Linked DNA regions of Mus musculus: region 2 is linked to region 1. Evidence: chromatin loops called from intact Hi-C (ENCODE). Cell type or tissue: gastrocnemius. All regions are shown on one strand.

Region 1 (8,000 bases):
CACACACACCACAAAAGACACATCTTTTTTCTTTTTTTTTAACTGAGAAACTGAGGCCTATAGAGAATACTTTTTCTCTGTGCTCTAGCAGCTGAACACTGCCTTTCGATTTTGTCTATTTTTGGCTTTTTTTTTGGTTTTGGTTTTGGTTTTGGTTTTTTTGTTTTTTTGTCTCTAAGACATAGTCTGACTCTGAAGCTCTGGCCAGCATCTAATTACAAAGACCTTCCTGTCTCGGTCTCCCAAGTGCCGGGATTACAAGAACCGGACAACATGTCCAACTACAATTCTTAAGTGTAACGTCATACTGTGAACCACGGGTGTTTCCAAAATTGCAAAATTAATTTGGAAAGTTATCTAGAACCATTTTGATGTTCTAAAAACATTTAAAAATGTTTGGGCAAGGGACTGGAGAGGTGATGGCTCAATGGTTAAGAGCACTGACTGCTCTTCCAGTGGTCATGAGTTCAATTCCTAGCAACCCCATGGTGGTTCACAACCATCCATAATGAAATAGGATGTCCTTCTCTGGTGTGTCTGAAGACAGCAACAGTGTACTTACATACATTAAATAAATAAACAAACAAACAAACAAACAAATAAATAAATAGATATTTTAAAAAAATGTTTGGGCAAAAAGTGTCCAGATAGTTGATTACCCATTTAAAACAAAAACAAAAACAAGAACAAAAACAAAACCCAAAACCAACAACACTTGAATACTTAGTGAGCAGTAGCCTGCTGGTGGGGGCTGGGTGGGAGGTGAGGGACTTGAGTTAAATACAGATTTTACCTTTAAATCCCAACAGCCCAGAAATAAAATATCACAATCGCCCATACTCAAGAAGTAATGAAGATCCACTCTTAGGCTAGAGGGCCAGAGTTTCCTTTTTATTTTATGCAAAAATGACATAATTTCTTTCCTTCATTCCTTTCTTTTTAGGTTATAGGAATTAAACTCGGAACCTTACCTATGCAAGGCACGTTTTGTTTTCTCGTTTTTAGATTGAGATCTATCTGACATACAATACATGGCACAGATGGACGTACATAATTTGGTAAGCGCATGTACATCCCTACACACACTAATGAAGGTAATAAGCAACTTCTCATTCCAGAGCTGTGCTCCTCCTGTGCTGCTGGGGGTCTAACTCGGGGCCTTCTAGCTGTCTCACAAGTACTATGCCACTGAACTACATCCAAGGTAAAACACTTGCTCTGGGCTCAATTTTAATCCTACTTCTTCCTGCCTTTCTTCCTTCCCAGGTGTCTACTGGTCTACCTTAGGTAACTATGGTTTAATTTGATATTCTACAATACCACAAATAGAATCATATAATATGGACTCTCTTATGGAGTCCTTTTACTTAGCATCATTGGGATTCAGCTATATTGCTACATATATCAATAGCTAACTCTTTTTTTCATGTACTGAATGGTGTATATCAGAACATGTTTAACCATTCACCTGTTGACAGCATTAATTGTAATAAATAATTTTCATCAGATTGGCTCAAATTATCTTCTAACCACCCTACAATATCTTATTTTGCATTTGTGTGTGTGTGTGTGTGTGTGTGTGTATGTGTGTGTGTGTGTCCATGACATCATATAAGACTAGATGACAACTTTTAGAAGATAGTCCTCTCCATCTGAAGATCAAGCTTGTTGAAAAACACATGCTGAAACTTCTAGAAGGCCCAGTTTTATCTTTCTAAAAAGGCCTTAAATATTGAATAGAGGGGCTGGAGAGATGGCTCAGTGGTTAAGAGCACTGACTGCTCTTCCAGAGGTCCTCACTTCGATTCCCAGCAACCACATGGTGACTCACAACCATCTCTAATGGGGATCTGATGCCATCTTCTGGTACGCCTGAAGACAGCTACAGTGTACCCACATGCATGAAATAAATAAATAAATTTTTTAAAAAAAGTATTGAATAGATAGGTAGATGCTTTCTGAGCTGGACTTGCCACTGGGCATCTGTGATTGCAGGACTTGAGAGACTGACCCAGGATGATGGCAAGTTGGAGGCTAGCCTTGTAAGACACAGGCCCAGTCACAAACAAACAGCAACATAGGGATGTATGCTTTGTGACAATCCTGATTGACAAGGTAGACGTTTTCTGCCTGTCTTCTCTCTCTCTCTCTCTCTCTCTCTCTCTCTCTCTCTCTCTCTCTCTCTCTCTCTCTCTCTCTCTTTCTCTGTCTGTCTCTCCTCTTCAGAAAAGGAACATCATGGAGGCATTTCTTACTACAATTCACCCAATCCAGGCTATTGAGGCTCTTGAGTTACGAGCAGCAGTAAATATGTCTTCTCAGTTGCCTACTCCATGGGGAAGGTCAGATACAAAGAGCTGATCTTCTCCTCCTTCCTGGGAAGAGTTCTTGAGAGGCTTGACTTTCTTGAGCCCTTTGACTAAAGCATTGCATCCGGATGCCTTCATTTGCCGTTAGTAATCCTCACAATGACCATTTGCAGGTGATAAAGTCTGGTTTGGTTTGATTAGGGGAACTTGGCCAAGGTCACATAGTTCTGTGATTTGGTCACTCAGCTAAAGTTCCAAGGCAGAGCTCCGCTCCTGTGCAATCCTAGGTTAGCTGTTTACAAAACCTTGGCTCTTTTCACTGCATCAGGCTAAGCCACGAAATACATCCCAATGCTTTGTGAATAATTAAACACCATGGGGCTCATGATCTATACCGTAATTTTGCCCCTGACCCTTCACTATATGACATAATTTGAAGGCTGAAACATAATTCTGTGCTATTGGGTGTAATAAAGCCATAATAGCCGTGTTTTTCATGTTGAAATTCAAATTAAGATGCTCATAAATTTACTTTTATTTCCTTTTCTTTTTCTCTGTGTGGCATTTGCTTTATTTATTTATTTATTTTCTGTGGTGGGCACAGGAAGGAGAACTCTACTAAGGAAGAAGAAGAAGCCATATTGGTACAGCTTCAAGACCTTGCTCCTCTTACTCCTGCCTTGATTGCTGCTTATCAACCTCTGCCATTGACTCAAATCTGTAAATACATAAATGGGAATTATAAGGGCCTCTAAATCTCTGTATCTGATTGTTAGTGGTTCGTAGGTGAATTTGAAGAATATCGCTCCGAGGAACGTGGTTCAATCTTTACAGTCTGGCTCCACAGTCCAAAGTCTTTAAAGCCAACATCGAGTTTATACCAGATTTTATCACCGCACTTTGCTCCGACTATCTCTTTTTGCTAAGGATCAATTTCCTATCTGACATGTCATATTTACGTCCACTCTGAGTGCACTAGGAATTGACAATTCACAAAAGAGCTAATGCTTTGTCTGGGTGTGGTGCTGCACTCCTGTAATGCCACTTCCCAGTAAACTGAGGCAAGAGTGGAGGGCACATTCCAGGCCTGCTTGGCCCAAATAATAATAATAAGAAGAAGAACTTGTCTCAAAATAGGTAGACATACATAGAGGAAAAAAAGAGAAAAGAAGAGACTGTTTCCAGAAGGCTCAAGGAGAAGAGGCAAAAGAGAGTACACTGTAAGGGAATCAGTGTGCTTAAGAACAACCAGGGCCAGGGAGATGGCTCAGCAGGTGATGTGCTTGCCATGCTAGCATGAGAACTTGAGTTTAATCCTTAGTTTGATCTGCATAAAAGCTAGGGGTGGTAAAATACTGGGGAGGCAGAGTCAGGAGGAATGCTGGTTTACTAGCTAGCTAGCTTGGCTGAATGCATGAGTTTCATGTCCAGTGACAGAGACAAAGACATCTGTCATCCATATCTGGCTTTCACATACCCTATTGATTGTGCATACACAATACACACACAATCAGGTACTTTAAAAAGCTATAATAATAATAATAATAATAATAATAATAACAATACCCAATAGAGACATAACATACTTGGAATGGGCATGTAAAAGGTATGGAGTGGAGTAGTTCAAAGAAAAGATGAGATTATAGGAAGGTTTGAGAATAAAAGGCAAATAGGTATAATGGGGGAAATTAGAACTCCATTTAATGTAAGGTATGGTAGCAGCTGATGCGAATAGGGCCCATGGTCATCTGATCAGCCATGGAGACCCTAGAAACACATTGCATTTACACCTAGGGCGTGGTTATCTCTGGTGTGACATTCTCTGTGAAGACGGAAGCTTTAATGTTCAAATGAAAACCGTTGCAAGCAGTTCTTTACAGATTGCATTTTGTTTACATCATATATATGTAAATTTTAAAATTTATCTTATGTGTATGAGTGTTTTGCCTGCGTGCATGTCTGTGTGTCATCTGCATGCCCGGTTTCTGAGGAGGCCAGAGGGAAGCTCCAGGGTCCCCTGAGATAGTTGGTGGGTGGGTGGGAATCCAACCCAGGTCCCCTGGAAGGGCTGCCAGTGGTCTTAACAGCTGAGCCATCTCTCTGTCCCTCTTCTTACATTTTGAACAGTCCTGCTGGGTGCTATGGTGTAGTGAATGTAAGTGCAGATCTGGGTTTAGTTCCTTGGCTGTGTGATCCTGGGAAAGTTGCCTAGTCTCACTGACAGACTTCCTGAACCGTAAAATGGAAGCTGTCAGGAGGTTAAGAACGCATTAGAAGTTACTTATAAAGAGGAAGAGCACTTACAAGTCCTGACATGACCATGTGAAAACCGAATTTGGGCCAAAGAGATGGCTGAGCAGGGAAAGGTGCCAAGCCTGACCACCTGCGTTCAATCCCTGGGACCTACTTAATGGAAGGAGGGAAGTGACTGCCAAAAGCTGTCCTCTGACCTCCATATGTATGTCACGACACACAAATGCCCACACATGTGTGCATATACATATACACACAGAAACACAAAATGAGTGCAATGAAAAGGAAGGGGGGGGGAATAAAAGCTTACTCTGTAAAAAGTACTGATTTAATGCTAGAACCTACATGCAAAGTAGTTAGTTAGTTTGTTTGTTTGTTTGTTTTAAGCAAATGAATGTTATTTGACATAATAAAAAGAAATGCCCTTGGGGATTGGAAAGATCGCTCACCAATTAAGAGTATCTGCTCTGGTTACAGAGGACCGGAGTTTAGTTCCCAGCACCCACATGGGTCACGAGCATTTGTAAGCTCACAAGTCCTTGAGGATCTATTTCTCTCTTGTGGCCTCTGCTGGCACCCACAGGCTTGTGTGCAGACACGCAGAGACAAATATACACATACATTTAAAACATTTCATAACAAAATGCTCATCTGAGCTTGAGACACGTAATGACTCTCAAGATCAAAATAACGGAGTTGGCTAACACTTCGACTCCTCAAGAGCTGGAAACTGTACGTCATCTCCCTCGGTTTACTTTTCTTCATTTTGCAGGGGCACACTGGATTCGGGTTACTGAGTTAGAGGATCATATGAGGAAAGTGCCAACTTCTAAGGTTTCTCCTAACAACAGCTGTTCTGCTAGGATCTGGGGAGCCTGCTGTGTAAACACATGTTTTTATTGTTTGTTTTTTTGTTTTTGGTTTTGGTTTTGGTTTTTCGAGACAAGGTTTCTCTGTATAGGTCTGGCTGTCCTGGAACTCACTTTGTAGACCAGGCTGGCCTCGAACTCAGAAATCCGCCTGCCTCTGCCTCCCGAGTACTGGGATTAAAGGCGTTTGCCACCATGCCCGGCGTAAACATGGTTTTGCTGCATCGGATTAGAGCAAATATAAAATATAACTGCTGGTTGGCAAGAGTCCTTGATATGATATGTTGATATGAAGAGTCACTGTATCTAATCTTGTGGATCCTTTAGTTGATAAATATTCACAAAAATCTCATTTTCCTACCCACTAACACATTTTATGGTACAAAGAAACTAAGTCTTGAGATGGAGATGGTCTCTGGGTTTTTTTTTTTTTTTGTAATTATACTTATTTATTATGTAGCATGTATGTGTGCATGTGCCCCAGCATGGATATGAAGGCAGAGGATATCCTGGGTCTCCTTCTACCATGTGATTCCCAGGGATCGACTTGGGCTGTTGTGCTTAGCAGCAAGTGCCTTTTGCTGGTTCAGAGAGAGGTTTTTGTTCTCAGTGCTGGGGGCTGAACCCAGGACCTCATGCATGCTTGGCAAACATTCCACCCCTGAGCTTCATCTCCAGTCCGATGTTACCCAATTTTGAACCATATTTATGAGGATCTAAACTTTAGACTGTTATATAACACCCTCCATTCTCCTTTTATATATTTCATTTGTATTGCTGGATAATATTTCATTCCTCTGATGAGTTTTGGTTCACTGGACTGGCTTCATATTAACACACACATGTTGTGTTACTCACAATCCTGCTATTGTTAAGTAATGATTTCATGAATGGCTTTTTATCTTGGTCATTTTTTTTTAAAAGATTTATTTATTTATTATATGTAAGTACATTGTAGCTGTCTTCAGACACTCCAGAAGAGGGAGTCAGATCTCGTTACAGATGGTTGTGAGCCACCATGTGGTTGCTGGGATTTGAACTCTGGACCTTCGGAAGAGCAGTCGGGTGCTCTTACCCACTGAGCCATCTCACCAGCCCATCTTGGTCATTTTTAAATTAAAGATTTACTTTTACTTTTTGATGAGTAATAATAGTATACTTATGGTTATAATGTAATGTTCTATGTATGTATATATATATATACACACATTATATATTTACATGTATGCACACATACATGTAGATATGTGACATACGTGTACATATATGTATAAACATGTATGTGTATGTATGTGTACATATATATAACATACATGCATCTATACATATGTATGTGTACATATACTGATATTCATACATATACACATATATATATGAGATACTGACATGTATATATGTACACACTATACAATGGTTAAATCAAGCAAGTCATTGATTGTGTCAAGCATATTCATATGATATATTAGTTAGGGGGTTTGAGTCAAGGATATATGTGTCTTTTAGTTTAATGGCTCTCGCAAAATTGTCTCCCATAGAATAGTATTAATTTTTAATTCCACAAGACAGATTTTAGAACATATCAATAGATATATAAATATTTACTTCTTATTTTTTTACTGGAGTGTTAAATTTCAGTCTCATATTTCTAGAAATGTTTTGTGTACAAAGGGTATTTAATCATACAATATCTCTAGCAGGTATTTTTAGTCTTTTTTTTTTTTTTTTTTTGGTTTTTCGAGACAGGGTTTCTCTGTGTAGTCCTGGCTGTCCTGGAACTCACTTTGTAGACCAGGCTGGCCTTGAACTCAGAAATCCACCTGCCTCTGCCTCCTGAGTGCTGGGATTAAGGTGTGAGCCATCATGCCCAGCTAGTCTTTTTTTTTTTTTAAGTTTGACTTATTTTATGTGTATTAGTACTCTGTTTTCATGCACACCAGAAGAGGGAATCAGATTCCATTATGTGATTGTGAGCCACCCTGTGGTTGCTGAGAATTGAACTCAGGGAACTCTAGAAGAGCAGCCAATGCTTTTAACCACTGAGTTATCTCTCCAGCCCCTTCTAGCAATTTTTAATATGAAGGCCATCAGTACTTTTTCTATGATATGAGCCAAAGACATGTTTCCTAGTGTGCCTTTTAACTTTATGACTTTAAATTTTCACATAGTTGAATGTATTTGTTTATCTTGTATGGCACTGGTGATGGAACCTAGGGCCTTGGGCCTTCTGCATGCTAGACAAACACTCTAATACTAAATTGCATCCCAAATTTATCAATTTTTACAATAGTTTTTAGATTTTGAGCTACATGAATCTTTCAGAACACAAATAAGTTTTCTCATAATACAAAAATATGTAAGGTAGAAAATTAGGTTCCCATAACCCTAAGACGACAAGAAAACTAGTGACTATGGTCTATAGTGTACTTAGAGGCTTAGTGTACATGGTCCCTGAGAGCAAGTAAGGGAGTTTTAACACTCAGATACTCCTGGCAGCCAGGCACAGTTGCATAGGCCTTGAATCCTAGCACTCAGGAGGCAGAGGCAGGCAGATCTCTGAGTTGGAGGCCAG
Region 2 (8,000 bases), 45 kb after region 1:
GAAGAGCAACTCTCTCTAAGGACCTCTGGAGGAAGGGTATCTGTTGGAGCACTGCTCATTTTTCCTATAGCCATTCCAATTTCAATCTACTAGAAAATTAAAGGCCTATTTCCCGGTAGCATGTCCTTCAAAAAGTAAGTTCAACAAAGCAAAAGTATTTAAGTCAATATTTAAATTATTCAGTTATCAGTCATTTAATTTTCAGTTACATAAAGATAATTACACTAGAACCCACCTTATTCACTCCGCCCTGAGAAAATGAGGGGATGTTGTAATAAGCTCAGGCTTTGAGGCTATGACTGATCTCCACTCCCTTTTGGCCAGGACCTGAATCCATTTGCTTTAAGCAGTTTAGGGTGTATGCTAGGAATATGAATGGTGCCAACGCCCTGTGACCCTTGTCAGGAGTGGCATGACATCATTATTTGTGTGGTACTTGTGAGGGCACAGGCCCAGCTTCTCGGCTCACTTAGCTTGGGAATTTGGCCCATGTTGGAAAGACAGGTCCCCAGGAAGGAGAGTGTAGTAGCCTGGCTCTTTCTAGAACAGTAGCTGGTAAAGCTACACGTGGAGGAGACTTCTGGGATGTCAGCAGTTTTTTTTTTAAGATTTATTTATTTATTATATGTAAGTACACTGTAGCTGTCATCAGACACTCCAGAAGAGGGAGTCAGATCTCGTTATGGATGGTTGTGAGCCACCATGTGGTTGCTGGGATTTGAACTCAGGACCTTCGGAAGAGCAGTTGGGTGCTCTTACCCACTGAGCCATCTCACCAGCCCAGCAGTTTTCTTTTACTTGAAAGATTGCTGGCTTTAAGAATAGGGGGGTTTGAGTTTGGAAGTTGAAGGACTTTGAGCAGAGAAAAATGCAAACTTTACAAAATGCAAGAGACAGTATTTGCAAAGGTAGCAAAACTCAAAGTCACCTTTCCCCAGCCCCATCAACTTGACCAGATTTTAAACCAGGTCCTTGAATAGCTTAGCCATCCATTCGACCACAGTGCTTACTGGTGAAAGTACATATGTGATTATGTGCAGTCAATAATGTCACTATTTCATCTGTCAAGTAGAATAAGTTTATAAAGGGATTTTTTTTTGAAGAGATAATAACTTACTCTAAGATAGACTTTAATTACTGGACCTTGATAGCAACCGACCTGTGAATTAATTAGCTTACATCACTGCCAAGTCCAAGGCTTGCATAAATTTGAAGGAGAATGTTACAGCATTCAAAATAACAGAAAATATCTATGGCATAAATGTTAAAACACCATCAGCTCTATTGTTCATCAGTATAAAGAGAAATTAAATACAAGAACTAAAATGAACTCTAGAATGGGAATCAGTCAGTTTACAAAAACCATCTCAGTCCAGAACAAGGTACCATGCAGGCAGGGGACAGTAGTGCTTCAGTCCAGTGGCAGAGTGGCATGCCAGGGGCCCTGGGATCAACTGCCAGCATTGCCAAAAATAAACAAACTTAATAAACCAACACCCCCTTTCCCATCCTGAGCCTTATCTTGTGTGACTAGATAACCCTGTGAGATTAGAGTCCTGTGTATCATTTCTCTCACTGGCCTGCTGAAGTGCTGGAAAGAGATCTTTTAATCAAGAGACACATTAGGGCTGGAGAGATGGCTCAGTGCTGAAGGGTGGTTCGTGCTCTTTTCTTGCAGAGGTCCAAAGAGTATTCTTATCAGGTGGCTCACAACCCCCTGTAACTCCAGAGGGATGGAGTGACTCTGATCTCCTTGGGAACCTGCACTCATGTGCCAACATATACACATTAAATACATTAAAAATAAATCTTAAAAAATAAATGAATTCTAGGCTGAACTATGAGAGAACTGATTAGACTGTAAATTTTAGAACAGTTTAATGCTGGAGATTGGGGTTGCATCTTAGCAGTAGAACTCAAGGTTAGTGAGCACATACATGCATGCATACAAACACGCACATACACAAACATGCATGACCACACTCATAAACACATGCACACACATATACAAACATATAGGAACTCATGCACACACAAAGATACACACGCAGGAATACACCCACGTTCATGAACACAAGTGCACACATAGCCACACGAACACCCCTCCCTCCCCCATAAACTAGGGAAGCTGTATGCACGTGCTCAGTTCTGCAGTTCATGGTCTCCTATGTCCTATCTCGGTGAAACTCTGCTTCTAGGCATAAGCAGAATTTTTTAACTGGCTTTGGGGAAACAAGCAAGCATTAAAATGGTTTCTACTCGGAATAGTTTTATTTATTAAAAATAGTTATAGTGACTTGAGATGTGACACATGAGGTAGTTCATTGATAATTATAGAAATAAAAAGTAGCTTTATAAAACACACACGCATTGACTTTTATGGTCAACTATTTTTTGTAACAAGGGGATCAAGACAATTCATCAGGTAAGGCGTGCCGGGCAACAGGACTACATCCAGATGCAAAGACTTTTTACTTCACGCCAAACATCAAAAGGAGCACTAAGTGAATCAGAGGCCTCAGGCTCAGACTCAGTGATGAAAACGTGGGAAAAAGCATCGATGTCTTTGTTCACTTGGTTTCTTAGACAAGATGACAAAGCACAAGAAACAAAGACAGCATAAAGTAGATGTCATCAAGTTTAAAACTTTGCTGGGTGTAGTGGCCCATGTCTTAATCACTGAGTCTGGAATATGGAAGTAGTAGAACCGGAGTTCAGGGCGAGGGGGATCAGAATTCAAGGCTAGCTTTGGCTATGTGGTGAGTCTGAGGCCAGCCCGTGCTGTAGGAAACATGATCTCAAAAAAAAAAAAAAAAAGCAGAAACAAACACCACCCCCTCCCAAAATAAAATTAAACAAAAAAACTCCCCCAACCTTAAACTTATATAATGGTAGAAACTGTGTTCAAATCGTGTATTTGATGTGAGGTCTGTGTCTAGAATATACACATGAACTCCTACGACTCAGTAACACAAAACAAATCACCCAACTTGAAAGTGGATGAACTGAACAGGCATTTGTAGATAGCAGATACACAGTGATCTTTAAGGAAAAGCTGGGACTCCAGGAAGAACTTCCTGGGTCTGAATCCAGAAGGAGCCAGGTGGCCATTTACTGATTGAGAGGTCACAAATACTTAACTTTGAGTGTCTTGCCTGGGCATGTTCTTGCTTCAACTGCCAAAGTAAACAGCTATCAGAGAGGCCAGTCTGCTTCCTGGATCTGGCCAATGAGCTGTGCCTAACAATCAACTAATCAGAGCGCCTTCCCTGGGGTTTGCAGCCTCATTTGCATAAGCAGATTGGATCGAGAACTTAGGCAACAGTTTTAGCCCTTATTATATGCTTGAATTTTGTACCAAAGTCTGAATTTCCCTGGCTTGAAACTGCTTAGTTTTGAAACAAAGGCTCCCTTTTCATCTTGAGTTCTTTCCTGGGGAGTTTCTGTTGACAATAGGAATGAATGAACATTAAACACAAGGAAAAATGCTTGCTGTAATTAATCTTCAGAAAAAATACAAATCAAAACTGTAATGATCCGACACTAGACAGCCACTCCCATGGCTAGAGTCAAAAGACGTAGTAACAGGGGGTCAGTGAGGGTGCGGGGACATCAGAAGAACTAGTTGGTTTTGCACAACCATGACCAAAATGCCTGAGAGAATAACTCATAGGAGGAAAGATTGACTCAGCTCACCATTCCAAGGATTTCAGCCCTTGGCTTTGCTGTTGCATAGCAAGGTGAAGCAGCATCATGGTGGGAATGGGGTGTGTGGTGTGGAACTTTATTTTAAAACAATGTGTGTGTGTGTGTGTGTGTGTGTGTGTGTGTGTGTGTGTGCTTACCTGTGTGGAGGTCAGAGGTCAACTTGCAAGAGATGGTTTTCTCTGTTCACCACATAGGTCCTGGGCATTGACTGTGGATCATCAGGCTTGCTGACAAGTGCTTTTACCCACTGAATGTCTTGTTCACCCTGGAGGAACTTCATCCCATGGGCTGAAGCGGAGAGCAAGACAGACAGAAGCTGTTACGGGCTGTCCTCAGAACCACACCCCCAGGAGCTTTCTCCTGCAAGATCCCACTTCCACAAGCTACTGACACATCTCTACCAGCTAGGGATCATGTGATCAACATTCCAGCCTGCGGAGGGGGTGTCAGGGGTCAGGGTTCCCCTTCAAACTGTATTGTTGTAGCATTAATGTCATGCATTGTTGTCAGGAATGGGTAAGAGTATAGTTATGTGAGAAAGAATGGGCCAGTTTTGGGAGCTGGAGAGATGGTTCAACGGTTAAGAGCACCACTGATTGCTTTTCCGAAGGTCCTGAGTTCAAATCCCAGCAACCACATGGTGGCTCACAACCATCTGTAATGAGATCATGCCCTCTTCTGGGTGTCTGAAGACAGCTACAGTGCACTTTCATATAATACATAAATCTTTAAAAAAAGAGAAAGAGAAAAGAATGTGTCAGTTTCATTTCTTTTTATTATACTTATTGAATGTGTATGTGGGTATGTGCCACATCATACTTGTAGAGACCAGAGAACAACTTGCAACCTACTGTGTAGGTCCTGCAAATGGAACTCAGACTGCCAGCCTTGGTGGCAAGTGCTTTGACCCACTGAACCATGTTGCTGGCCCTAAATATGCCAGCTTCTCAAAAGGCTAAATCCAGTTATCACATGGACCAACTCCTCTCTTCGATGTATAACCCAAAAGAAATGAAAATATGACCATATAAAAGCTCTTATCTAAATGTTCATAACAACATTGTTTATGACATCTAAAGGAAAGGTATAACTCATATGACCCTTGAAAACATGCTATGTGAAAAAAAAAAAGCTATGCTATGTGAAAAATAGTTTCTGATTCCACAATGAGAGTAAGGTTTAGAATAGGTTGCTGTAGAAATAGAGTGTAGATTAGTGTTTACTTAGGGATAGAGTAGGGAGTTGAGGGAAAGTAGAAGTTACTAATCCATACAGTTTCTTTTAGAGGTGATGAGAACAAACTAAAAGTGGTCCTGTAGCGATGACTACACCTGTCTGTACGCACTCCTTGTTATTTTCCCTGAGTCAGGGTTTCTCTGTGTAACAGAGCCCTGGATATACTGGAATTCATGATAGAGACCAGGCCAGTCTCAAGCTCACAGAGATCCACCTGTTCCTGAGTGCAGGATTTGTATCAGGTCAGAGATGGAAGATCCGGCACACTATTCTAATCTGCTTTCTCCTTCTCTGCCAGCAGGATGGCCAGAGCGCATATGGTTACGAAGGAATAAGATCAGCACAGCTGAAGAGCAGAGCCAACACAGGGAAGGAATGTTCTGGAGACTCAGACCCGTGGCTGAGTGATTTTGAGTAAAAGAGAAATGATTTTGCGTGTTAAAAAGAACAGCAACAGCAATGACCAAGGAACACATCTTATTCAATTTTTGTTGAAAGGAGATTTAGAAATAGTTTATCTGGTCTGGAATTTCTCAACCTCTTATCAATATTGACATTTGGATGGGATAGTTTGTTGCCATTGAGGTAAAAGAGTAAGCTAAATAAATTCTACCTGCCCCCATTTCTTTCAGTACACTTCACAGAAAAAAGGAAAAAAAAAAAAAAAAACAGGAAGAGAAAAATAAGATGACATCACCCATGTCATTCAACTGGTGACCTAACTGCAGCTTGTCAGGGAGTCAAGTCTCCTCCACCTCAGCTAGCTGCTCTTGTCTCACTCTTTAGAAACCAAACTTCCTACTTCTCCATTTGATAACAAGCAAAGAAGGCACTGAGATGTGTTGGCGGACTTTTCTGCAAGGGTCTTAGCATGGATTCTTCTGAAAGGGTCCTCTCCCATTTGGAGGATGTTATGCAGTGGAGGGGGAGGTTAAGGTGAAAGGCAATAAAGACTATGGATCTATAGGACCAGCCACTGTGGGACAGTGGCTCCCTCTTCTCTCTAGTGCAGCCGCTAAGCATTCTTCTTCTCACTCGATTCTACACCTTTAAGTATGAAGGAAGATGGCTCAGGGACGGTCCAGGAAGGAGTCGGGTACAGCGCAGGTGAAGCTGCACATGTCAGAAAGCATCTGAGATGGACAGAGTCCCGAGCAAGCCTCGAGATCAAAAGGGACCGACTGGGAATTTGCTCCGGTATTTGGTCATGGGGCCTTCTACATAAGGCTTCGCTGTGTAACTTAAATATCCTAGGAAGATAAGAACTGATAACTTAAATGGAAACAGGGCAGCTTAATAAAACACAGAAACATATACTCTGTCAGAGGGTACCAAATGATAACAACATCTGAGGAGAGAATATAAGCTACTAAATCTATTGGGAAATCCAAACAAGATTTTAAATCAATCTCTGTTTTTCACCATTTTGAAGTGTAATTCTGACCTAACTGATATCAAATAAACTTATAATGATCATGTTGAAGGGTAGTTTTGTTGTTGTTGTTGTTTTTGTTTTGTTTTGTTTTATAACAGGGAAATAATACATTACAGGGGTCAGGCCTCTTCTTAACATTTATAAGGTGTTACAAATCCCACTAAATGGGAGTAAAGGTTTGGGAAAATAGCATTGGCTATAGGAGACACTGGGGTTTATATAGCCCCCTCCTCAAACTGTAAGAGCAAGGGCTTTTCAAGGGTTGGGGGATTTCCGGAGGACTTTTGGCTATGTAGGAACTTGGCTGAACATTTCAAAATTATTTGGCAGGGCATCTTATCTTATCAGGGTGGAGGTTGGGGTATAGGGTGTGGAACGTGACAAATTCCAGAAAATAGGTAAGACGTGGTCAAATCCAAGTTTTACAGATAACAGGGATGAACTTTTTTTGACCTTGTAACAAGATGGCTTTTAATCTTTTTTTTTTTTTTTTAAACTTAAGATGGAGTCAGGCCAGTCCATTAAAGGCCAAAGGTAAAGGGATAAATGAGACAATATAATTCATATGTTTAACTGTGGGGAAGTTGTAAGTGAAATTGATAAAGAGGATCTTTCCACTTTGATAAAAGAACCAAAGACCAGCCCGATTAGAATGTAAAATTCTTGAACTCTTTGAAGTTTTCTTTTTACCAGAAAGTAAAGTTATGGGGGAGCCTGGACCCCAATTCAAAACTCTTCTCTTCTCTTCCCACCCCTGACAGAGTGGCCTTCAAGTGGCTGTTCCAGGCTGCACTCCATGCTCTCTGCAGCAGGTTCCACTTGGCAAGCCTGGAGCTAATTACACTTCCTAGTACTGTTGTCTGCGCTGGGAAAGAAGTCTAGGCAAGTCCTGGAATTAGTCTTCGTACATTTGAACAAGGAATTCTGAGGTAAGCCAAGATGTCCTAGTGAGGTTTAGAGGGAAGTTGTGAATTCTGAGAATATCTCCTTGGCCTCCCAGCCTCTGTCCCCTGTGGTGAGGAGATCAAGGAGGGTCAGAGCACAACCCCCTAAAAGCCTGAAGCTGGTTGTCAGCTGAAGGCCCTACATCCTGGAATGTGGTCGATAGGAAAGTCAGGCCATCCTGGTGCAGACCTCTGACCTACTTCAGCAGGAAGGGGGAGCCGGGACTGGGCTTGTTCAGTCACGGAAGGTGGAGCGTGCTTTTCTAGCCTTGGAGTGGTCACAGAATCTTATCGCCCCGCACGACAGAGTCTGCCCGGACTTGAGTGCCTGTTAGGTTAATGATTTAAGAGGACATTCACCTTTTCACTCTGCTGAGAAAATACTAGAAAATTCTGGCATTGCTTTATCCGGTTCAGAGAGCTTTCACTAAGTGGGGGCCCTTCCCTGCTCCCCAACCCCCAGTGGTTCACAGAACCAAGGAGCCCTCTCTCTTTGCTTGCCTGCTCTCCTTGTTTCTGTTCGTTTTTCAGTTATTGTCTTGACAGGAGCCTTCTCTCCCTGACAAATTGTCTCCTTCCTGTCTTCCTAACCTCCACCTCTGACTGAAGCCCACTGTACACTTTTCCTCTCTATTCTGCTGGTTAAAAAAGAAAAGAAAAGAAAAGAAAAGGTGGCA

What was found. Hi-C counts contacts between places; a loop is a spot of excess contacts. Peaks named below come from ENCODE experiments on the same cell type or tissue, not always from the same donor. Only the 100,000 strongest peaks of a DNase experiment are listed, where the experiment ranks them.
Region 2: a loop joins it to region 1, with 2.0 times the contacts of the local background. A loop is called at or near these places in 11 of 42 quality-filtered maps.

What each region holds. Positions count from the first base shown.
Region 1 is chr2:75,720,543-75,728,542 of GRCm38, forward strand. No RefSeq gene overlaps it. Among named protein-coding and RNA genes, the nearest start is that of E030042O20Rik, 18 kb to the left of the region's middle. In gastrocnemius, no CTCF peak of the experiment used is centred here; a DNase peak (open chromatin) is centred at 4,660.
Region 2 is chr2:75,765,228-75,773,227 of GRCm38, forward strand. It overlaps Gm34657 (a long non-coding RNA gene), which reads left to right and starts at 3,604. Exons shown (of 2, transcript XR_374734.2): 1 at 3,604-4,160; 2 at 5,246-6,432. In gastrocnemius, a CTCF peak has its summit at 4,405 (motif pointing left); a DNase peak (open chromatin) is centred at 3,209; H3K4me3 peaks cover 332 bases; H3K27ac peaks cover 1,590 bases.